Linked DNA regions of Mus musculus: regions 1, 2, 4 and 5 are each linked to region 3. Evidence: chromatin loops called from intact Hi-C (ENCODE). Cell type or tissue: left cerebral cortex. All regions are shown on one strand.

Region 1 (5,000 bases), 350 kb before region 3:
AGCAGCAGCGCGGCTCTGTCTCTGGTCCCAGCGCTCCGTGCCTTCTGCAGCCGCCACTGCAGCCAAGGGCTCCTTCTCTGCAACTGGCTGGTCCTTCCAGGTAAGAGACAGTGGTCAGGATGAAGGCTTCCATGGCCAGGGGCCCCAGTGGCAGGATGAGGGCGGGTAAGACCACTCCCGCGGCCTGCGCAGGCACCTCTGGACAGAGCTTCAGCCCCCGCCCCTTCCCTGGTGGAGGCTAGCGCTTTGCCTTGCTGCTCCGCAGTGCAACAGTTTGCACCTGCCTTTTGGGAGAGGCAAGGGAGCTGTGCTGCCTGCCGCGGGTCCTCCGGCTTGGTCCTCTGCCACAGCCTCTGGGCCCTGGGGCCAGGGCCCGGGGAAGGCTGGAGACAAGGTCGGTTCCCCAAACTTTGCAAGCGGGAACCCTTCCCCTTTCAGTTCCTGCTCTGGAAGAAAGAAAAAGGATTTTGGATACTGTCAAGTGGGAGGCTCAGGGAGATGAGGGGTGGGGGGCGCTTGGGAGGATGTGCCTCCGCTGAGAAGGGTGTTTCAGCTGCTTTTGATAGGGAGAAAGGGGGAGGAAGGTAGCAAGGAAGAAGGCTGGAGAAAGGTCGAGTATGATCCTGTGTGCCAGATCCAGCGGGTCAGCTGCGGCTAGGGACAGAGGCAGTGGGGTGTATCCCCTTGGGACGGGGACCTTGGGGGTCTGAACGTCCAGGCTGGAAGTGTTTGGAGAGGGAGGGATGGGGAAGGAGGACTGCGTACAGGGAGCCTGCTTGGAGTGCGTGCTGGCGAGATTGGATCCTGAGAGGAGGTCCACAGGACACAGAGAAGAGGGCAGTTGGCTTTCTGGGAAGTAGAGAAAGCCGCTGTGGCGGCCGCTGTTGGTGGCAATTAGAAAGTTGTGCAGGGGGCAGGGCAGCTGCCTTCTCTGCTGAGTAACCAGTGTCTCCGCGGTGCGGTACGGACGCCAGACCCCATCTGAGCCAGCGGAGCATCTAGCGCGGCTCTCCTGGGCTGCCAGGAGCGGTAGGGTTGGGTTGGTGGGTTGTGGAGATGACAGAGTCCATTTGAGGGCCGCTTGACAGTGGTGTCAGATCCCTCTCTTTCTCTGCACTCGCCTTGGCTGTGGCCGGGACCCTAACTAATCCTGTTTTCTTTGCAGCACTGTGCCTGGGGAAAGGAAACAGGATCAAAGAAGACCAGAGACACTCTCCCTGGGGCCACTAGCTCTGGCCCGCTTGCTTGGCGGCAGTTGCTCCCTCAGTCTTTGGCTGGAGAGCTCACTCCCTCCAGCGCTAAAGAGCAGTTGGGGTGGTGTGGGTTCCTGTCCACGTCTTGGCTGGTGGGAACCGTGTGTCCAACAGAGGAAGCCTGGTGGGCCTGGCCCCTCTCAGCCCAGCGCCGATGAGTGCCAGGGCGCCGAAAGAGCTGAGGCTGGCCCTGCCGCCTTGTCTCCTGAACCGGACCTTTGCTTCCCACAACGCCAGTGGAGGCAGCAGCGCAGGTCTCCGCAGCTCAGGCGCAGGTGGTGGCACTTGCATCACGCAGGTGGGACAGCAGCTCTTCCAGTCTTTTTCATCTACGCTGGTGCTGATTGTCCTGGTCACTCTCATCTTCTGTCTCCTCGTGCTGTCCCTCTCCACTTTCCACATCCACAAGCGTAGGATGAAGAAGCGGAAGATGCAGAGGGCTCAGGAAGAATATGAGCGAGATCATTGCAGCGGCAGCCACGGTGGTGGGGGGCTGCCTCGGGCAGGTGTTCAAGCTCCAACCCATGGAAAAGAAACCCGACTGGAGAGGCAGCCCCGGGACTCCGCTTTCTGCACCCCCTCCAATGCTACTTCTTCTTCCTCCTCCTCCTCCTCATCCCCTGGTCTCCTGTGCCAGGGTCCCTGTGCGCCTCCGCCTCCACTGCCAGCCCCCACTCCACAAGGAGCACCCGCAGCTTCCTCCTGCTTGGACACACCTGGCGAGGGCCTTTTGCAAACGGTGGTACTGTCCTGATTGCGCAGCCCCTCTCCTGACCCTTTCCTCGTCTCCAGCATCTTGACCGTCCTCGCTTTTGTTCCTCCTTCCTTCCTTTTCCGTTCTCCTTTGGCCCCTGTTTTCTCTGCCCTCTTTCCTTACCTGGCCACCCTTTCACTGTCTCTCCTCCGCCGAGGCACTGTGCGGTATTTGTAAATATTGGGCGAGGAAAGTCTCAGAGGAAGAAATAACGCTGATAATACTTTACTGATATTTATAGTAATTATTATACTACTAATAACACAGTCCAAGCGCATGACAAATCACATAATTTCTCATTGTTAATGAAGGCTGCATCTTCCCTCCCCACCCCGTGCCCCCCTCAATAAGGAGAAGAAACCGCACAAGCTACCAAATATTTAAGACATTGACACCGAAGCAAAGGGATGGGAGGGGGCCGGTGATGTTGTATATAGCTGTCAAGTGAAGGTTTAGTCGCCTTTCTGCCCCTCCCTCACGGGCTTTCACTTTTCCTTTAGCTTGTCTCCCCTCCCCTTTCCTCACCTTCAGCTGGGCTCAGGCAATAGTATATTATAAAGGCAACATCTACATTAAGCACCAGAGACCACATAGAATGTCCCAGAAAAACGTTTAGGACAGGTAACCCCTCTCTAGTCAGTCATCATTTCACTTTTTGCTTTCCCCCTGGCAGAATTAGAGTTTTACTTTTAGAAATATCACTCGCTGGTCGAGCACAGAAAAAGAAAACAAAAAACAAAAACATACTATCTGATTTGCTGCTCATTAGGGCCCATTTGTACACCTGACTGGTAGTCGTTTTGGTTTGGTTTGTTTGTTTGGTTTTTTTTTTTTCCCTTTGGGGAATTTTTTTTTTTTTTTTTTTTTTTTTTTGAGCCTCAGAGAAACCGGGAGCTGTCCAGCCAGGTCTGGTGCTGAATATGTCTCACCTTCATGGTTACTTCCTCTGGTTGTGCAGACCAAAGAAGGAGCTGTTTTGGAAAGTGATTGTCTTGGTTTTGATTGGTTTCTTTCTTCTTTTTTCTACAATTGGATTGTTTTTTCTTATCACTATACATTGCATAAGTTACCTTTATGTAAAAAAAAAAAGTATTAGGCAATGTGCAGTTCTGAAAATGCAGTATCTAACCAACTAGTATGTTTCTGTTTTATTTTTAGAACAAGTGCACCTTTGTTATATACTTATTATATTGGTACCAAATACAGAAGAAAACTATAGTTCTGTGATATGTCCTCCAAACTGTATATTTTTGTTCTTCTGACTTTCCAGCTGTTGATATAATGGTTGCCACTGGCTGAGGAAGTCAGTGGTGTAGGCCTGGCTTCTGCTGTTTCCGGAAGTGTTCTTTTGTATTTTACGCTGTAGTAGACTATTATAAAACGATGACACCCATGTTTCCCCCTTTTTCTTTTGTGAATAACAGAAACAACCACAACAGAAAACAAATAATGGATGTGCTGGAATGCCATCTATTAAAAACATGGTTAATATTTAAACAGTGCCTGTGGTTCTCTGCATGCAGTTGCCACCTGGAGGCAGTGCTGTGTGTGCTTGCTTGTACTGTATGTGTTTGGGGGAAAGACTGGTGGAGATGTTGGGCAATTTGGATGACAGGACATGACAATTTCCAAGTTAAATCTGTAAACGCTTACAGGATAAAACTGTTTACAGCTTGTTTAGTTATGACTCCATGCCTGCATCTGATATACAGCAAAGGGGATCTTTCTTCTTCCCAAGTCTGGCCTAATTAACCTCCCTGAACACATAGGAAATGTTAAGGGAAAAGGAAAGCATGAGAGAAGATAAATCTCTTGTCCTCTCTTTAAATGTCAGATAAGTCCCTCTATGTTAGACTCTGCTGTTTAGTGAAGGGCAGTGGGACCCCTACATATATCCATCTCCCAAGCCACTAGCTCCCCTCTATGCTCTGTCTTATTTCAAGTTGTATGTGGTTATTATCCCGAGAAATGATTGCCTCTAATGTTTTGGTTACATATAAAGTTTTCCAAGCTCAGTCTGTATCTTTATAAAATAATTTAATAAGGTTGATTTAGTCACCCATAGATATCATCCAAGTCCTTTCTGAAGCACAGAAGACCATCGTTTAAGCATGCCATGTTGTATCATTAGGAAGATCAGGTATAATCTTTGGATACAATATATTAAACAATGAACCAGATTCTCTCCAGTGCCTTAGTCACTTCCTAGTAACAGGTCAGAGTGCATTCAGTCCCTCGGGCCACCAAGGATGCTGTTAGTGTATCAGAGCTCTACACTGTACAACAGAATGGCTAAGGCACTGTGAAGGAGAATATCCATTAATCTCTTTAACTTGCCCTCATCCAACTGTAGCTCTTAATACCGTCTTACAGAATGGGTTTTAGATGTGAAATCTGAATAGGATCAGGAACCCAGAAGGAAGGTTCATCATTTCAGTGAGCTCTACATAAGTGCATAGATATTACTTTTTTCCATTATTTGGTGCACTCTTTTTACAGTAAATAATTTCCCATTTTATTAAAGCAATAAGATATTCTGTTTTGAGCAGCGCTAGATGCTCATTCCACTTCCTTGGTGCTGAAGCAACTCATATGTTCTTGCCTTATGAATCACAGTGCATTCAAGGCATGCAATAATAATCCCCTTCCAAGAAGCAGCCTGCACACCCTAGGGGGCAATGTCCTACATACTTTTCCCCAAAAGAAATAGAGCAAACAAGAAATAAACTAATTATGTGTATTTTAAAAAAAACATCTTGATACCTCTAACCATAAGCACACATCTGTAATGTGCTATCATTGTGCACCTTTAAGTGTATATGCCTTTTCCATCAATTGACTAGGGATTAATATTTTAATAGTGTCCTGTGTAAAGATGATGCAGCTTATCAATCACATTTCATACTGAGTTTAATATGCTGTGAACCTGGTGGCACCACACAAGATTTCTGTTAGTTAGAGTGATAATTACATGAAATTCTAGTAGGCCAGAT
Region 2 (5,000 bases), 420 kb before region 3:
CAATCTGTAAAACAAATCCTTATTTACTGTCCTGCTCGGTGGTGTTCTGGAATTTAATTTCACCACCTCTGAAAATCCAACTGTGCATTCGTATTCGCAGGTTCACCTTTGATGACCTCACACCAGTAGCCTGAAATTTGCCATTGTGACAATGAAATTTACCATGGGGACGGGCAGGCATTACAAGGTTTCAGGTTCTGCTCTTCTTATCTTTCACTGTGGCTGCCACTAGTAGCCTCTAGTTTATTGTGTGGGTACCTTGTGTGAAGGCAGAGACAAGCTCAGGGCCTACCAATCAGCAGGTGCCCTCACTTAAGCTTGGAGGCTGAGTAAAGGTACCAGGTGAACTAAACTATAGAACTGTAGAGTTTGGGGCAAAGGTATATATGCAATAATCTGCCTCGTGTCCAAAGGTTCTGAGTGTCAGAAGGTTGAAGAGTCAGCCAGTAGCCACAGACTTACTTGTTAGGCTGGAACCCCTGCTTGCCCCTGCATAAGCTGGGAAACCCCATCACTCCTCCATCCCCCAGCAATCCACCCACGAGTTCCTATCCTATTCAGGGGCTTAGTTTTTGGCCGTATTTGGGCATAATTCCAGCTTCTAGCTGACACATCATCACTCCTTGCCTAAGCTCTATAAAACCCCCTTGTTTTAGCCCCATGTGTGACTCCACTGACCTCCACCTGTGAGATCCGTGAACTCACCTGAGAGTTGCCTCCTAGTAAATCTGCCTCTATCTACTTTTAATGTGGTGTAACATGGCCTGTACCTGCTTCTCCAAGGGAGAGAAAAAAATCATTCATTACTCAGCAGTATAGAGGAGTTTCTTGATAGCTGGCAGGGAAAACAGTGGTGGAGATACAAGATCAAGGTATACTAACTACAGAGGACTGATGTCTCTGGGCCTCACTGTGTGGAATGGAATCAAGCTAGATGTGTAGCTTTGTTACTAGGGTGCTGGCCTCGTATGAAAGAAACCCTGGGTTTGACCGCTAGCACTGCATACAGCACACAGTAATCATAGGACTCTGGAGGTGGAGGCAGGAAGATTCGAAGTTCAAGGTCATCCTCAGCTATAGACTCAGTGTGAAGTCAGGCTCTGATATAGGAGACCAACCTTAAAGCAAAGAGAAGAAACTAACAAAAATGGGAAGGGCAGGAGACGTGACGTTTGTTTGTCTTTCTGGTTCTGGAATACCTCACTGGGTAAGGTCTTGCTAGTTTGCAACAGATGAAAGCCATTACAGAAAACCACACATAATCAAAACGTAGAGATGTAGGGCCCAGAGTCCAGTCCTAACGGATACAGTTATAGAAAACTTAAGGCTCAGGGAGCGCTGTGGAGGAGAGGACTGTAAGATTGCTAAGAGCCGGATCCTTTGCTGAGAGATTATGTCTCCTAGGAGTGTCAGAAGTTACACCCATACAGTCTTACCAACATGAACTGAGCAGGGACATAAATACACATGATAAGCACATGTCTGACTAGACATGCTAAAGTGGAGAGAGAAAAGTTCATGAGGCCTCAACCCTACGCAGAGAACTACAGGCATAAGGGATGCTGAGATTGGATGAAACAGTCCTTCCCGGGGAATAGTACATGGATTGGTTCTTCAGTACCAATAGTCAGCCATGGAAGCATATGTACTTAGAAGTGTGTGTGTGTGTGTGTGTGTGTGTGTGTACACAAATATATGTATATAACAAATATAGGTATATAATTTAAAAGAGGCCATAGATTTAAAAGGGAGCAAAGAGAGATGTATGGGATGGATTGGAGGGAGGAAATAGAGAGAAGAAATGATACAATTGTATCAAATCTCAAAAGTAAAAGAAGTAATCTTCTAAAAAGGGAAAGAGGGCTGAGTGGCGATTGCCTGAGAAAGGATGTCAGTGACTGGGGAGCAGTTCTGGGACCCTCCCTGTGCTGAGTTTCCTTCGCTGTAATCTTGGGGCAAATGGAATTGTTTAATTTGGCCTTCCTCTTGGTCCTGGGATCAGCTTGGGTAACTATCTTAAATTATCTATACTTAGTAATTTGTGGGGAAAGCCCCATTCTTGTGTCATCTCAACCCTTTCTGAAAATCACCACAGGGTGTGGGGAGGAGAACACCTTAAACTGTCCCTGGTTCTCCAATCGTCTCCCACAGGTAGGCAAGGCCCACCCTTCCCCACTCCTAGTACCTGACTCCTGTTAAATGAATATTTATCTAAAACACCAATGCTGGGGCTGGAGAGATGGTTCAGCAGTTTAGAGTATGCACTCCTCTTCCAGAGGGCCTGAGGTCAATTCCCAGCTCCTGCATGATGGCTTGTCACCTATAACTACAGTCCCAAGGGACTTAGTGCTCTCTTCTGGCCATGGCAGGAACCAGGAATTCATAGAATACACAGAAATACTCATACAGAAATAAATAAATTTAAATAAGATAATAAAGAAAGAAAGAAGAAAAAAAGGAAGAAGGAAGGAAGGAAGGAAAAAAGAAAGGAAGGAAGGAAGGAAGGAAGGAAGGAAGAGAAAAAGAACAGTGTTGGACAATGGCATAAAACTATCCAGACAAGAAGGGAGTTGAGTTAATTAATAAACTCTCTCCTGTAATCATCTGGGCCAGGGCCTGTCTTCATCCATCCCTCTACTTTTACTATTTCACAGTTCCTTCACTACTTTAAAGATGAGCTTTACCACAGTTGATGAGGAAGGGTATTTCAGTATATATTCCAGTACAGGAGATAAAGACCTTTCGATCGTTGAAGGGGACTTAGAGATCCGTTAGAATCCCACATTCCCCTTTGTGAAGTAGGCAAATGAAGGCTCAGAGATCTAGAGTAAAGCTCTTGAGGTTTCCCAGCCAGTCTTTGGTAGAGCTGAGACGGGAACACCAAGTTCCCTGTTCCAAACTCAGCTCTTTTGTTACTTGCTGTAGCTCTGCAGAAATAGGCGCACTCTGATGACTCGTGCCAGGCAGCAAACGGTGATAAATAAGAACTGAATAGGTTCTGAATGTGGGTTTTGTAAGGGTCCATTCAGCAGAGAAACCACCGTGGATTGTCATTTCAACACGAAGGCATTTCCATTTCCCAGGAAAGGAATACTCCGTAGAAAGGAGAAAAAAAATTGTACTTGCTACTGAGCCTTTTATTCATGGGTTTATCCTCAAAAGCACAAAAGAACGGGACTAAGGAACAGTTATTATTTGGAAACGTTAACCTGAAACTGTGAAAATGCTAGACTTGCTTCTGTTGAGGGAGAAAATATCTATTTACTAGGAGATTAAAATAGTGGCTATTTGCATTTCTTTAAAATAGACTTTGAAAATACTGTGATGGAATAATACACAGCAATGCAAGAGAGGTGCCCACCCAATCACAGGGGCTTGGCCAGCAAAAGCTAAGAACTGGAAAACGTTGGCAGGAGAATTACTGAAGCCTTGAGTCTGGCCCCGCTCTGATCGATGTGTTTAGAATCTCTTTTATTGAACTGAGCTGCCACTGTGCCCTTTGAAGTTGGTTTTCTTTCTTTCTTTCTTTCTTCCTTCCTTCCTTCCTTCCTTCCTTTTTTTTTTCTTAATACAAGACCTGCTGACTACAGGCTTTGTTTGTTTTGTTAACCATAACAATTTCCCAGGAGAAAGGACGCCACCTGATACTTACTGTCTAATCAGTAACTAGAACGATGGGTCTGAAAGGCATAATTGTTTCTGAAGTCTTCCATAACTGAAATGAAGGGAAGTGAGGACCCATAGTGTTTTTGCTGATGCTTTTCCTTCCTTTGAATTCAGAGTTAGCACACACTGTGGTGATGTATGCACCACAAGGCCAGCACGGGAAATAGCAGTGTGGTAGGCTGTTGTCAAAATGTTTCTACCCTTGCACTGTAAACCCTTGATATTTTGATATCTTCTAGGTTCCTATTATAGGTTTCATAATCATTTAGACTTACTCATATACTTGGCTTGTGTTGTGTATGTGTATATGTATATGTATATATTTGCATATATATGTGTGTATGTGTGTGTGTGTATGTGTAATTTTCTTGAATCAAACAGCACATAGCAGGTGTAAACACATAAATATCTGTTAATGAGTCGTGTGTTATATTGCCTTCAAAGCATGTTTTATTGATATTAACCGCACTTTACCCTTGAAATGTGCTATCTATAAATGTCATTTAAAATAACCTTTATGTATGCATGCCTATGGTATATGTGAACCCTCATATGCTTGTGTTTGCATATATAGAAGGACATATGATATGGTGTGTTGGAGAAACTACTTTGAATGGTAAGAATTGAACCTTTCATGGTAATTGTTGCCACAGTGACTCAACGTGGCAGTAATCCTCAGGGTTTTATCATTTGTTTTTGGCTCTTTCTTTCCTAAGTGATTACATATGTAGTAAAGAGAATGAATTTAAAATATGTCTCTTATTTTCTAAGTGCTTAGATATGTACTTAAAAGAATGTCATATTTTGTCAAGTTCTACTGTGTATTTTGTAACAGGAGTTTTCAAGTTGCTTCCTGGAAATGTCAACCGTATATAAGCATGAGCAAAAACAAAACAGTGTTATGGTTTGTCCATAAATGTGTGTCCCGACGACACATGTGCTGAAGGATTGGCTGCCAGCTGGTGGGCTTTGGAGAGGTTATGAACCTGGAGCTCATTGTCACTGATGGATTGATACATGGATTAAAGTCATGGCTAAACTGACTACTGGGGTATGAAACCTTGCTAGAGAAATAGGCTCATGGCACATGCCTTAGAAGGTTCTGTCTTATTCCAGTTACTGTCCTTTTCATTGTCTTTCTCTGGGTCTTGTCTGCCAAGATAAGTAGCTTTTCTCCACCATGATGTTCTGTCTCACCACACATGGGTCCAGAAACGAAGTATCCAACTTCATTCATGCATCTAAACTGTGAACCAAAATAAATCCTTCCTCCCTTAGCTTTTTTCTCTAGGATTTTGTCACAGCAATAGAAACCCAATGCAAACAATTAAGCT
Region 3 (5,000 bases):
TCAGAAGTCAAAGCATATTATTCTCTTTTCTATTTATTGTATATTCCCTCAATGTTATTGGCCTTAATGATCAATATCTTCCCTTTATATAGAATTCTACAATTTACAAGGAATTTTTTCATACATTGAGTCTCTCTATGATAATCAACTTATGTACATTGGATGCTATTAGGATAGCTTTAGATTGACCCTCCCCGCCCCCACCATGATCCTCTGCCTCATGTGGGCAGGCACCACTATGATGTGTGATGGAGAGGTAGGAAACATGGAGGAGCAGCGTAGTGTGTACACTGTGGAGAGAGGCAGAACTGAAGATCCAACAGCAGTGACAGGTGGAGAGAGAGCTGAGATCAACCGTGGAACAAGTCGTTGCCTGGTGGGGTTGGCTGGGTGGTATGCAACAGCCAGGAGCTTAAACAGATGCAGCTTGGCCCCAAAACATGACACCAGCTTGGGTTCACCCTGGCTCTGGGCAACTATGGAGGCCCAAGATGAGAGACAGTTCACTTTCTGGATTGGACCTTCTCAGAGAACCACTATGGTCTGTGATGCCATTGAGGGCCATGTTTGGGTCATTGGTCCTGATGCTGTCATGGCCTATGTTACCACTGAAGGGCACAAGGATCTGTGGTCTGTGCTGCAGCCTGAAGCCATGTTAATGTCTGTGAACTGTGCTGCTGCCACATCCATGTTGATATGGGTGGCCTGCTCTGCCATCTGAGGCCACAGTGACATCGAGGCCTATACTGCCACTGAGGGCCATGTCTGGGTCTATGGTCCTACTGCTGTCATCAGAAACCATGAGGATGTGGAAGCCCACAATCCATGCTTCCGCTGACTGTAAAGAGCAAGGAAGCTGTTTTGGCAGCTACTTTGACATCAGTGATTGCAGACACACAGCTGAGAAAGAGGTACATGGAAGGCTTATATGAGAACCCCTACCCTCCAGACTCACACACACACACACACACACACACACACACACACACACACACACAAGTAGCATCTTAAATGGAAAGCCATCAAAGAGTTTGGTGGAGATACTGAAGTGTCTAACTCTCCACAGTTGGTGGCTTCTGGTGAAGATGTGGGTGAAAAACTAAGTTCTGTTTAGGGGTTAGCCACTGGGAGTCTGACCATGTTCCAGTGAACATATAGACAACACAAGCTGAATTTGGCTTTTTGAGGGGGGATTACAAGTGGGAGGGAGACATGGAAGGACTGGGAAGTGAGTGGGATGGGTATATGAAGTTAAACAGTACAAAAAATCAACAAATATCCAGTACCCCGGAGCTCTTGACTCTAGCTGCATATGTATCAAAAGATGGCCTAGTTGGCCATCACTGGAAAGAGAGGCCCATTGGAGACACAAACTTTATATGCCCCAGTACAGGGGAACGCCAGGGCCAAAAAAATGGGAATGGGTGGGTAGGGAAGTGGGGGGGGGGGTATGGGTGACTTTTGGGATAGCATTAGAAATGTAATTGAGGAAAATACGTAATAAAAAATATTAAAAATTATTTTAAAAAATCAACAAACATTATTTTGAGGAAAAAAAAAGAGAATGTTTTGGATTAAGAAGTGAAGACACTGTGCACTATAAGCTAAACTGTGTCCACCTAAAACATCTATCTGTTCAAGTCCTGGCTCCCATGTGCCCGTATTGGAAGTCCTAAACCGATAAGATTAGTGGTCAGATGAAAGGTGGGGGAGAAAGAAGAGGAGGATAGGAAGATGGGGAGTAGGAGAAGACAAAAGGGAAGAAGAGAGAGGAGAGATAGAGGCAGAAAGCAGAGAAAGAAAGTACTTGTCCACGCATGCATGTACAAGGAGAAGATGCTGGCTATGTCAATTTGATACAAGCCAGAGTCATAGAGAGAACTTCAACTGAGAAAATATCCCTACCAGACTGGCCCATGGGCAAGCCTGTGGTGCATTTTCATCACTGCTGATGTGAATGGGCTCACCTCCATGTGACAGGTGTCACACTAGGAGTGGCAGTCCTTGATATTACAAGAAGGCAGGCTGAGCAAGCAGTGAGGAGCAAGTCAGTAAGCAGCACTTCTCAGTGCCTCTGCTGCTACAGCTCCTGCCTCCAGATCCTTGCCTTGTTTGAGTTCCATCCCGACTTCTTTAGATGATTGCCTGTGATGTGGAAGTGAAATAAGCCCTTCCCACCCTGTATTGCTTGTGGTCATGGTACTTCATCACAGCTATAGAAACCGTAACTAAGACTAGCCAGCTATAAAGTCAGGAGAGGGCCTTCCCCAGTACCAAGTCATGTTGCAACTTGGAGCTTGGCCACTCACTCTCTAGTAGTATAAGGAAAGAATTCTGTTGATGAAACCACTATGTATGTAAGTATGTAACATTTTATCATGATATCTAGAACACTAAGGCAAGTTTCCCTACCCATCCACCCCCTATCTATCCACCCCACCTACCAAGTCCACCCCACCTTGGCCCACCCTCCCTTACACTGCCCCCTCCCTCCCCCCACCCCCGCCCAGGTCTTTTAACTTAGGCAGAGAATGCAAATACATGACTCCTCTCTCAGTCCACTGCAATTTGTGGCTAAAGCCTGCCACCCTTAAAGGGACCATTGCCAAGCTGGAATAGACTTTCTTTCTCAACAAGTTACTTGAGGAGAAAGAAATTTGCATATTCATTTAAATGAAGAAGTCAATTCACAGGGGAAAAAAACAGTATTATATGTGAAGGAAATCTCACTGCCTTAATAAACATTAGTGTGGGCTGGAGAGATGGCTCAGAGGTTAAGAGCATTGGCTGCTCTTCTTAGAGGTCCTGAGTTCAACCTCCAGCTACCACATGGTGGCTCACAACCATCTATACTGGGATCTGATGCCCTCTTCTGGCAACCAGATTCACATGCAGGCAGAACACTGTATACATAATAAATACATTTTAAAAATAAAAAGAGAAAACCCAGTAATGTCTCTAGGGGATTTCGTTCATCTTTCTTTCATTATCATCAGGGGAAGAGAGACTACTGAATAGACTGCTACCATTTTGTGGGTTCTGGGGCCTCCGGAAGAACCTCTCCTTACTCTAAGGCTCCATCCGACACAGGCTTTCTGCCTAAAACACCAGCAGTCTTGGGCTAATAATAAAAGTGAACAGGAGCCCTGAGAGAATCTCTGTTAGCGATATAAAAGATAAGACGCTTGTTCACAGGTCAAGAATAAAAGGATGTGTCAGACCCGCTGGGGGATTTGTGAAGTACTCGGGCCTCTTTTGTGTTTATGAGAACGGAAAAACAGAGGTGTTTGAAGTTCAGTGGGTGGACCAAGCCTCTGAGTTTGTAAAATCTCTTCTCTTATTCTTAAAATGTCCATGGTTTGCTTCTATGTGGGCAAAGGCTCTAAACAGAACATGAAGAGGAGGAGAGGAAAAGACAGCGGGAGCCATAAAGCTGAGGGGGAAGAAAATGAGAGACACCGAGGACATGCTGTGCTTTGGATAGGGTTTGGGTGTGGGTTTGGGGTTTCCAGGCTGGAAACTCTAGCATACCTTTGCTGACTGAGATGGTAGATTCTCCAGGCAGTGGAGCCCCATGGGCAATTAGTTCGTCATAAGAATGCCACCCTCAGAGTGTTAGTGATGGCCCTGAAGAGTTAATACCGTCGTCGTCAGTCCTCTCCTTTCAGCGCTGAGCACACTGGCCAGTATGTCCTCCTCTGACTTATGTCGAATCTGCTCCTCACTCCCCTATCTGAGGAATTTTTGTTTATTCAGACGCACTTAACACCAATTCTTCAACACCCACTGTTTAAGAAAGCGTCCTGTTCTTGCTGTTCAGAAGATGTGAAGTCTGACGATTTACAACTCTCCCGTCTTATTTGAAAGCTGTTATCTCTGTCCGGAGCTTCAACTATCTGTTCTGACGCCCAAATCCTGAACAATGAATTGGCCTCTTCTAGATCTTTGCTGTGACCAGTGTATGAATGGCATCGAATACCAAACAACAAAGTAATCGTTTTCATCTAAACAATGCATCCCAACGAGATGACACTAAACTTGCGTTCCACTGATTCCTTTGCTGCTCACTTAATTAATTAGTTTTTCTCATTAAAAAAAATGAAGTTCTAGCAAATTTGACATGATATGATAAAAGCCCCAGATCTCTTATATCCTTTAATCATTCTAGAAAGACTCAGGGCAGGGCAGAACTCAGTGAGTATCCACCTGACTTCTGGTTGGCAAGCGTTGGAAGGGTCTTGTCCTCATGGACATAGACTTCATGACTTTCCAGGGTTTTTCATTTGGAAATCTTGTAACTAGATTCTCTCCAGGGACTTTTCAAGTGAATAAATAAACAAGTACTAATATTAGCTAAAATAAAGGTAAGGGTTGTGGATATTAAAGCCGCCGATGTCTGGAGGCTTGCAATTACACTCTCTTTTACTCAAACCAAATATCAGTCAACGGTCATTCCTCTTGATTCCGCTAATGATGCTTGATGTGCATCATCCATAGAAGTCCAAGTGAAACAATTTTCTTAGAAACCAATACCGTAATTAAAATGGTCTCCTGGACACTCGTGCCAAGCAATTAAAAACCGTCTCCCCCATTTTTTAATTTTACGAGCTGATGCTCTGAGTTGTTCACTTCATGGCACCTCTTAGATATATCATTTTACCATCATCAACATAAAAAAATTTCAGTAGCTTTGTGACAATAAAACTAAGAGTCTAGCTTTTGATTTTTGCAATTACTAACCAAACTGTATGTTCTAAATTGATTTTATTTGCTTCAATAGTAAGTATAAAGAAACTTGGAACAGAGAAGTGGAAATAAACCTGCTATAAAGCCCAAATCATCCAAACTGGACAAGCTGCAATATGATAAGCCACAGAGACTCCAGACACCCAAAGGTTCACTTAAGGTCTGATTTTGCTTCTCACATCCTAAGTCAAATTATCAAATTTTGAGAGTGTTATTGTTGTTGTTGGTTTGTTGGTTTGTTTATATGAGTACAC
Region 4 (5,000 bases), 53 kb before region 3:
GATATATGCCCAGGAGAGGTATTGCTGGATCTTCCGGTAGTACTATGTCCAATTTTCTGAGGAACCATCAGACTGATTTCCAGAGTGGTTGTACAAGCTTGCAGTCCCACCAACAATGGAGGAGCTTTCCTCTTTCTCCACATCCTCGCCAGCATCTGCTCAATTTCACTTTTTTCTGACACCAAAGCTTTACTTAAAGACAGTCTTCCAACCTATGATCATTTGATCCTCATAGCCAATCATATCCATCGAACTGTGAGAAAATATCCTCATCTTGATGCCAGCTCCAGTAAATCCATTTTCTTCCTCTTCATGACACAATATTAATATCTGTGAATCAACTCTGAGTGTACACCTTCTTAGATGTAGTTAGCTCAGCTGTGTATCATATCAAAGCCAAAATGCTCTGTGGCTTGTGATATCCGAGAAGTGATCTGTGATAAGCACTCTTTGTCTTGAGTTTGAAAGTAACTGCATCGTGTCCCTGGGTAATTTCTGCAGATTAATTAAGGTTTGTTTATTTGCTCAGTTAGGAATGAGAATTCCCATGTGTGCTTGTACTGCTGCAAACAAAATACCAGACAGAAATAACTGGAAGGATTTATGTTGACTTGTGCCTTCAGTCTGGCTGCTTGCCCATGTGCTTGGGTAAAATATTATAGCAGTAAGAGTATGTATTGGAGGCTTACCAGAGAGGAGGTAGAGAAAGGAGTGCCATATTATAAGGTGGTCTGTAAACTGTGTTAGGAAGTTAATAGTGTCTGATCTATCATGGTTTTTGATAGTATTCATTTGATTAGCTTACAAATTACAAGAGTTTCATATGACTTATTCATAGCCATTTTTTATTAACCTACTCCTACCAGCCCCACCCCTCACTCTTCCAAGATCTGAAAGTGTTTAAGATCTAATCATTTAGCAATTTTGAAATATACAATAATTCTTATTAAGTATTATTAACCATACTATGACAAAAAAAAAAACACTCTGGAGTAATTTGTTACACAGCCATTGCTGATGGCTACACATACTGAGCCATAGGGTAGAAATGTAACTGAGCCTCAGGAATAATGAAACCAGAATACAAATATTGTATGGACCCTTTCATACTGCCCCTGAATTCCTCTTAACCATCACTCTTAGCTATTGCCAGTGAGAAGAACTTCCCCATTTACTCTAAAAAAAAAAAAAAACCAACCTCTCTCGTTTTCTGCCTTAAAAAACCAACCTCTCTCGTTTTCTGCCTTAACCTTAGAGTCTCAACCAAGAGGCTTCAACTTCTGGGAACACTTATGATTATCCCTCTGCTGTTGATTCCTTTCCTCTTGACCAATCCACAACGGCTAGAGATGGGAAGAGGATACAGGAGCAAGATTATCATGCAGGGTCTGACTGTCCTCAGTAAGCATGTGAGCAGAAGAGAAGGGAACAGAGTCTCCTGAGGCATGCAGCTTGAGCAGACCCAACCATGCAGAGAACAAGACCACATCAGTCTCATGCCAAGCCTTTAGCAGATGCTAAGTCTTTAATAACTTCTTATAGGCTGCTATGTGAAGTATGTGTAGAACATTCACTTCTGTACATCAGCTTAAAATAAGAATTCTTGAGCCTCACTCTTAATTCATAACCTCATACCTCTGAGGACTGAGATTCCCCAGTCTGCATTCTGAATCAGATGTTTGCATTCTCATGAAGCTTAATATTTGAAAAAAAATATGTACTTAATAATTATTGTATTTTCAGCAGAATCATTTTCTTCCTTTCAAAAATTTTCCCTGAAGATCTCTTATAGAATCAAATCTTGGAATTCTACTTACCATCTCTCTGCCTTACAAGGAATGTTCTCCTACACACACTGGAAAAGACATAATTTATGCCCAGAGTACAGAAGAAGTGGAGGATTTCATTATGTTTGTCTTCCTATTTCTTAGAGAAGGACAAGGAATTTTTTAGAACATGGTTTATTTTACTTTGGTACTTACTTATACAACTGAATTATAGCAATGCAGAAGTTTTTGTGAGGTTGTGGCTGTTGGGGCTGTAAATCCATAACATATAACCTGTCATTGAAAATCTGTTGTTCCTGCTTTATCATTATAGTTCCTGCAATGCCACAAGGACACCAGGAATGACAAATCCCTACCTCTGCTCTTCCCCTGGGCCTCCTCTCATCCTGGATCCTCCAAATCTCCACTCCTTAGACACAGCAGTCCTCTAGGGGCCTGGGTCACCTATGCTACTCTGTTTGAGGCCTCCAATAGATTTCCTTCAGGTTTCTTTGTTTGTTTGTTTGTTTGTTTGTTTGTTTTTTGTGTGTTGTTTTGTTTTGTTTTGTTTTTCGAGACAGGGTTTCTCTGTATAGCCCTGGCTGGCCTAGAACTCACTTTGTAGACCAGGCTGTCCTCGAACTCAGAAATCCACCTGTCTCTGCCTCCTGAGTGCTGGGATTAAAGGCGTGTGCCACCACACCCAGCTCCTTCAGGTTTCTAAATGACACCTGAATTATTTTTCATGGCAAGATCTGGCCCCCTTCCTGTCTCTTTGATCCCATCTCCCACGCTCTTTATTCTCCTGTCCTCTTGGCGATTTCTCATCCATTCCATCAGATTTCAGCCACCCAGACATTTGCATCTGCCCCTCCATTCCATGTTCCTGTGAAAGACATCCTCACACCATTTAGGTATCTGCTATAAGGATGCCGCACCAAAGAGACTTCTTGTTTATCATAACATACACCCTGCCCCACTTCCTCTTTCCAGATTTCCTGTTGTTCTTGTTCCTGCTGCTGTATTCTTTTTCTTTGTAGTGCTTCTCAGTACAGAGCATCTATTGAGTGGAAGGGACTCAGTAAATAGTTCTTGAATGAATGGATAAATAAGCAGATATAAGTATTAATAAGTAATGGCCAATTTACTTTGTTCTATAGAACTCAGAATTTCACTGTTCCTTAAAATACCTGATGATGCTTTCTAGAAGGCAAATGTCTCTTTCAAGTTCAGCTCTCAAATGTTCTTGAAAAGAGTATGACCAATAGAATATGCAAGACATGATGGCATTACAAGACATCAAATGCCTTAGGACTGTTTCCACTAACCAAGTGTGGTGCCCTCCTGCAGGGGAAGAACTACATAGACCTGGAATCACTCTGTGGCTAGGGCAGATCATGAGACAAACATGTTCATGCTCAAATCTGTAAAGTAAAGCTGAAAGATGTAGCACAACTGTTCAGAGACTGTCACACATATTGGAGCCTGCCTGGTCATTAAACCTAAATTCACTATTTTAAGGTTCCCAACATGCACATGCACATTGTGAATAATGCATCAGGCATTATCCCTTATGATGATTATTGGGAAACTTTAAAACATCTTCCAGGAAGGACCTGGAGTTTCTATATTTCTAATTTAATATCTATTGCCTAAAAATAGCTCCTAGGTTTTTAAGCGCAGAGGATGAACTCACACTGCAATACTCTGGTTCCCAGTGGACAATTAAATATGGTGACTCCTTGCCATTTGCATGCTTTGACCGTCCCCTGGTGTGGTATAAATCTGATTAGGCTACAGAGCTAATGAGAGTAAAATGTAACTATGGGGATGTGACTATCATGGGTCTGCCCTTAGCTCAAAACAAGCATTTTATAAACTAATGCCACTGGAAAACAAAGGCTCCTAATCAACTGAGTCAGTTAGATCCAGTGGACTTCTCAAAAGAGTTTGTTGACCCTTGTTTTGGTTCAGTGACCCTAGGAACATAAGTGCATGCCAGAGGTCCTCAGTTCAGAACCAATTAGAGTGGTGCTGCTATCAGTGCTCAGCTCAGTGGCTTGGTGTAGGTGGGTAGATGGGATCACAGCAATGGCAGCTGATAGGTAATGTCAGAGAGAAATCAGATTAGCAAATGTCTAGGGCCATCTGACAGGACAATAATGAGGAGGTTTCTATGGATGCCGCATCTATATATTGCTGCTTAAATACGATGTGCTTGGAGCAGCTCTTACAGAACCATAGACATCCACTGAAGGACAGGGACAGATAGAACATTTAAAAATTACGTCCTCTAAGGTTACAGCCTAGAAATGAAAATGTAGTAGATCTGAGCTAGACACATAAAGCCCATGTCCTTAGGGAGCTTTGTAGGTGCTCTCTCGTCCATTGTTGGTTTGTGTGTTTATTTGAATCCTGGTGATTTAGTTCCAGATGGGGAGTGTATGATAGGGGAGGAGACATGGCAGCTAGGTGCTAGAACAGGAAACTGATAGAACACCTGGTCAACTATAAACACAGAGCAGACAGAGAACTGGAAGTGGGCTGAGGCTTTAAACTGTGAAAGCCTTCCCTAGGGGCATGCTTCTTCCTGCACAACCACACCTCCTAAAGGTCCCCTAACCTCCCCAAACTGCTCCACTGACCGAAGACCAAGGGTTCAAGTAGCACCACAACTCCTGGGGACATTTCTCTTTCCAGTTGCCACACACGCCAATGGACTCTCCACCAGTAAGTCTCATTCCCAGCCTGATTGGCAGGCTAAACTTTAAAACTCCAAGAAAAAGATTTTTTAAAAGAATTTAATTTTCTTGCATTATATTCCTTGATTATACACAGAACGTATATAGCAATATTAATGTAAAAGATTTAATATCTAACCCCAAATGATAACCTACTTAAATTGGAAGTTGGGGGGTGAAGAGCAAAACTTACTCTCAGGGGCAGAGTTGAGACTAAGAAGCCAAAGGTTAAAGAGAAAACTGAAAAGAAAGAAGGACCAATAGATGAATATGAGTAAAAAATATGCATTTATGACCCTCAAATATCAGCTCAAAATGCCTAAAATAATTGATTTTTAGGGATAAGTACTGGGAATGTAGAAGGTAGCAATTGTGACTTTTTATTGTACGTCCCTGTCTTACTAAACAAGGTCATGTGACTGCTTACAAATTAGCAGAGAGAAGATTTCTCCTTCTTGTGTGAAACACCAGAAATAAGACCAAGTATATAAAA
Region 5 (5,000 bases), 81 kb before region 3:
TCACTCCCTTCTCCCCTCAATGCTCCCATTTCCTTCATGAAGATTTTAAGTTGCTCCACTAAGTTAAAACACAAGCAAACCCAAAGGCACAGTATCCAGTGGCGTAATGCAGGCACCCGCAGCAAGCAGCCTGGTGGCATCTGCGCTTGGCAGACTGTCCCTCCCAGGGCACCCAAAATCACATTAAGCCTTCTCCCGTGTGCATTTGCAACCCTCCGTGGAGGCAAATGCAAAAGCGGAGATGACAAGAACAGAAGGCAGCAAATGGAATATAAAATGTGGCTCCATCCCAATTCCACCCCCTCTTCCAGGAGGAGGGAAGACTGGGGAGGTGGTGAGGTATTTTAGGGCAGATGATTCCCCAGATATATAGAGCCTGGGAGTCCATTGTTTCCCACCTGGTGTACAGTATTGTCCTGTTCTCCAGGCAAAGCAGGAAATTAAAAAAAAAATCACCACAAGACAGACTAAACCATCTGTATGTGTGGGACACTGAAGATTCTCAGGTGGAACTATATATCTATGAGATAAAATTAAACCACTTACATATTCATAAATTCCAGAATTTGAAAAGTAGACTCCAGCACACACCAGGTATTCTGGCTGTTGAATTGGAATACTTCTTCAGGACCTACTCTTGAAAGTTTAAGTACAGAGCTTTGCAACTGGAAGATCCAGGTGACAACCTGTGCTTGAACTCAGAGAGGAGTACATAGTCTAGTGACTCAAGAAGTCCAGAGGGGCTGTGGACAAAGGTTGGCGTGGGAGTGGGTTTACTTGCAGGCCTGGTCCAGATTGTAGACTCCAACAGGAAACCATGGCTCTGGAAAGGGGATGGAACTGAGAGCAGCCAATGAGATAGAGCTGCTACTCAGCAAACCCAGCCTCTTTCATAGACTCCAACATCGACCAATCAGGACTGCCCTTAGATGTTGCATGCATAGTGTCTCACGCTAACCACACAGGACTGCTTCCAAAATGGACACCAACACAGCCCACACCTTACAGAAGAGGTCTGTTGCTACCATGACCACATTGCCTTTTGGCACAATCCTAAACAAGCTTGCCTTTTTTTTTTTTTTTGTCTACTCTGGTCTCAATTTCTTAGTTAACCACAAAGTATAGGAAGGGAGCAAGACAGACACAAAGTTACTAAATTTACAGCCTGTGCTGTGCTTCTGTGGCCTTTGGACTCTTTCGTTGACACACTTCTTTTATCGATGCTTCCAATCTGTCTGTATGGTTCAGAACACTGCCTGGGGGAGATCACAGACTCTTCTCTTGATTTGTTCAGCTTAAGTCGAATGCATCCCTTTTCCAGCTCCTTCCCTAGGGAGTTAGATCTCGGATGCTGTGTTAGAAAGCCAGCTGAGTACTGCCATGCATTTATGTACCGGATAAACAAAAAACACTATCAGGCACTTGTGCAACATGCAGGTGTCTGCTCACCCTAAGTTCTCAGTTCAGAAAGCTTGCATACATTTTGGAGAAGCCAATAGCCTACCTGATGTGCTACTCCGATACGTCCATGCTTCGTGGCTGGATTTGCTTTCTGCTGCCAGGTCTATATTTAAATTTGACTAAAGCTTGCTGGTGATTACTGCTTCCCCTGGTTCTCATTGAGATCCTGGCTCCTACTCATAAAGGCTGCAGTTCAAATTGCCACTAAAATTGCTGGGTATTAACATTAAGAAAGGAGCAATTAAGACTGTGGATATACTGGCTTGTTTTGCATTCTCACCTAGAGCCTACTGACTCTGAAAACAAGGGGACCACATATGCTGGATACTGAGGGCAGACTTGGAATTCTGGGAATGCAGAGATTATAAAGAGTTCATTCCTTTCTCTTCCTTCTGCTTTTTCTCCTCAGTAATGTCCAGCAGAGATTACTGTGTGTCTAGAAGGTATCAGAAACTTACAATCACAGCGACCGGGGTCACAGTAGTGAGCATGGCCAACCAGAGCCCCTCTCTCCAGAAGTTTACCTTTATTCAGACAACAGTGAGTGTTATGAAATTAGTAGTGGGGACATGAGAGAGGGTGGGTGAGATAGATAGGCTGGGAAGGGAAGGGCTCTCTCAAGATTTGACATTTAAACTGAGAACTGAATAAGAAGAAGGACAGTGGGGCTGGAGAGATGGCTCAGAGGTTGAGAGCACTGTCTGTTCTTCTAGAGGTCCTGAGTTCAATTCCCAGCAACCACAGGATGGCTCATAACCATTTATAATGAGATCTGCTGCCCTCTTCTGGCCTCCAGGCATATGTGCAGACAGAATGCTGTATACATAATGAATAAATCAATCTTTTAAAAAAAGGACATTGTGATGTTTCAGGGAATGAATTCTCCAATTAAAGACAATGAGGAGTTCAAAGATCCTGAAGTGGGGAATAATATCTAAGGAGTTGAGGTTATCAAAGGGATGCCTGCATGCTTTTGTGTTTTGCAACAGAGAGCAGCATAGAATGAAGTCAGCCTGAGGGGAAGATACCAACTCACTGGATGGACATGGAAACCAAAGATGCTGATGAGTTTAAAATTTAGCCAGGCATGGTAGCTCACACCTTTAATTTCAGCACTCTGACAGCCATGGCAGATGGATCTCTGTAAGTTTGGAGCCAGTGTAGACTACATAGGAAGTTCTAGAAACACAAGGACGATAAAGAGACCCTACCTCAACATAAATTTTTTTCAGAATATAAAATATAAGGAGCTGGGATCATATCTTGTGGTATATGACTTGTCTAGCATGTATAAGACTCTGATTCTGGCCTCTGGTACCTAAAAGAAAATGAATTTGCCCTGTGCTCTAATGAGAAATGACTGAGGTGCTAGCTGGAGCGGGCAATGTAACTTGACTTGCATTTTTCTTTAACTAGGCAAAGAATTTTATTAACCTTTTCCAAACTTTACTCCTAGGCTTCTTCAGCCTAATTTTCCACAAAGAACGAATTAAGTAAAAGCAAAAACTGAAAAGAGTGGCAGTGTCTGGGGCCTTGGAATTAAAAATATTAGCGACCTAGATTTTATCAGATTCATAAACAAAAAGATTAAAAAGCAGTCATGATATAAACCAGAAGCTCCTGTAACTTCTGCAAATGTCACCTTCCTTCTTCTTCTTCTTCTTCTTCTTTTTTTTTTTTTTTTTTTTTAGTTTAGTTTTTCGAGACAGGGTTTCTCTGTATAGCCCTGGCTGTCCTGGAACTCACTTTGTAGACCAGGCTGGCCTCGAACTCAGAAATCCACCTTCTTAAGAAGGTGCCTCAGAACCGGGCGTGGTGGCGCACGCCTTTAATCCCGGCACTCGGGAGGCAAAGGCAGGCGGATTTCTGAGTTTGAGGCCAGCCTGGTCTACAAAGTGAGTTCCAGGCCAGCCAGGGCTACACAGAGAAACCCTGTCTCAAAAAACAAAAAACCAAACAAACAAAAAAGAAGGTGCCTCAATACCATTTGCCTTGTTCTTAAAAGCGTCATCAAAATTCTCCACGAGATCTGGAACTCCATCCTCCTCCTCCTCTCTAGGAGCAAGTGGTGCTTTTCTGTCCGTGGATTGTTTGGGCAGGGCTTCATCCGGGCTCCTGAAACTAGTCAGACCTTCTGCACGGAGCTGGTTTAGGATGCTGGCAAGCATCGCTGTCAGCCGCTTTGTCTCAGCGTGGCCTGCAATGGTGAAGGTGTTCGCTGCCAGAGACGCCTGAACTTTAGGGTTGTTAAAATGAACCACTGTTCCTTGGTTTGTAAACGTGTTTACCTCTTCAATACCCCTAACTTCTTTAAGGAGAACTACAGTATTTTTTTTTCTGTTTTGTTTTGTTGTTTGTTGTTGTTGTTGTTGTTGTTGTTGTTGTTGTTGTTGTTGTTGTTCCGTCTGCTGCAGCTGTTCTGTGAACCACTTTCTTTCTATGAGCAGTTCCTTTCCCATCAATGAGCACTTGTGCCTGACATCTGGACATTTTTTTCCTGGTTCATGAACATTCCTTTCATCTTGTCCGAGTAGAAACAGGCCATGTGGGAGACTAAGGTTCAAGATCAGGGGGTCTCAGGCAGACCAGCAGAGATAAGGCACACACACACACACACACACACACACACGGGGACACAAGACGACAGCTCCTGACTTGCATTTTTTTAATATATTTTTTATTAGATATTTTCTTCATTTACATTTCAAATGCTATCCTCTTTTCTAGTTTCCCCTCTGAAAATCCCCTATCCCCTCCCCGCTCCTCCTGCTTCCCAACCCACCCACTCCAGCTTCCTGGCCAAAGCATTCCCCTGTACTGGGGTATAGAATCTTCTTAAGATCAAGGGCGTCTCCTCCCACTGATGACCGACTAGGCCCTCCTCTGTTGCATATGCAACTAGAGACATGAGTCCCACCATGTGTTTTCTTTGATTGGTGGTTTAGTCCCAGGGAGCTCTGGGGGTACTGATTAGTTCATATTGTTGTTCCTCCTATAGGGCTGCAGACTCCTTCAGCTCCTTGGGTACTTCCTCTAGCTCATTCAATTGGGGACCCTTTGTTCCATCCAATAGATGACTGTGAGCATCCACTTCTGTATTTGCCAGGCACTGGCATAGCCTCACAGGAGACAGCTATATCAGGGTCCTGTCAGCAAAATCTTGCTGGCTTATGCAATAGTGTCTGGGTTTGGTGGCTGTTTATGGGATGGAGCTGGGTGGAGAATGGACTAGAAAAAAACAGACTCATCATTCCATAGTCATTCTTAGTGCTAGAGACAAAATAATAATGTGGAGAAATCTCGACCCTGTTTCTTCATGGTGGCCAAAGCTCGTCTCTAACCTAAGGCATAGAGTTTGGTCCCATGTAGTGGTCCAAGAGGATAGAAGTGGATCCTGATGACAATTCCTGAGTGAGAAGCTTCCTGGGTGTGTGGATCTGGCATGTGAACCTTTTAAAAGTACTCCTATTCTAAACTTACCTGCATTTTAACTCCCACGACAGTCTCAAGCCTCCTCCTCCTCCTCCTCCTCCTCCTCC

Evidence for each region. A loop is a pair of places that touch in the nucleus more often than their neighbours do. Peaks named below come from ENCODE experiments on the same cell type or tissue, not always from the same donor. Only the 100,000 strongest peaks of a DNase experiment are listed, where the experiment ranks them.
Region 1: a loop joins it to region 3, with 4 times the contacts of the local background. A loop is called at or near these places in 3 of 42 quality-filtered maps.
Region 2: it touches region 3 in a loop (2.2-fold over the local background); 2 of 42 quality-filtered maps call a loop at or near these places.
Region 4: it touches region 3 in a loop (2.7-fold over the local background); 2 of 42 quality-filtered maps call a loop at or near these places.
Region 5: it touches region 3 in a loop (7-fold over the local background); 3 of 42 quality-filtered maps call a loop at or near these places.

What each region holds. Positions count from the first base shown.
Region 1 is chr9:52,674,683-52,679,682 of GRCm38, reverse strand. AI593442 (expressed sequence AI593442) reads left to right here. Exons shown (of 2, transcript NM_001286641.1): 1 at 1-100; 2 at 1,166-5,000. The coding sequence starts at 1,408. The coding sequence ends at 2,007. Among named protein-coding and RNA genes, the nearest start is that of AI593442, 2.6 kb to the left of the region's middle. In left cerebral cortex, CTCF peaks have their summits at 3,534 and 4,678; DNase peaks (open chromatin) are centred at 1,186, 1,499, 2,439, 3,491 and 2 more places; H3K4me3 peaks cover 5,000 bases; H3K27ac peaks cover 3,803 bases.
Region 2 is chr9:52,740,176-52,745,175 of GRCm38, reverse strand. All of the region lies in intron 2 of Gm1715 (predicted gene 1715), which reads right to left. Among named protein-coding and RNA genes, the nearest start is that of Gm1715, 63 kb to the right of the region's middle. In left cerebral cortex, no CTCF peak of the experiment used is centred here; a DNase peak (open chromatin) is centred at 2,943; H3K27ac peaks cover 418 bases.
Region 3 is chr9:52,321,797-52,326,796 of GRCm38, reverse strand. No RefSeq gene overlaps it. Among named protein-coding and RNA genes, the nearest start is that of Gm25562, 33 kb to the right of the region's middle. In left cerebral cortex, a CTCF peak has its summit at 2,882 (motif pointing left); DNase peaks (open chromatin) are centred at 2,890 and 3,334; H3K27ac peaks cover 760 bases.
Region 4 is chr9:52,374,852-52,379,851 of GRCm38, reverse strand. No RefSeq gene overlaps it. Among named protein-coding and RNA genes, the nearest start is that of Gm33125, 46 kb to the left of the region's middle. In left cerebral cortex, no CTCF peak of the experiment used is centred here; DNase peaks (open chromatin) are centred at 591, 1,495 and 1,892; H3K27ac peaks cover 1,614 bases.
Region 5 is chr9:52,403,264-52,408,263 of GRCm38, reverse strand. It overlaps the pseudogene Gm29692. Among named protein-coding and RNA genes, the nearest start is that of Gm33125, 18 kb to the left of the region's middle. In left cerebral cortex, CTCF peaks have their summits at 168 and 2,253 (motif pointing left); DNase peaks (open chromatin) are centred at 245, 1,332, 1,556 and 4,843; H3K27ac peaks cover 1,502 bases.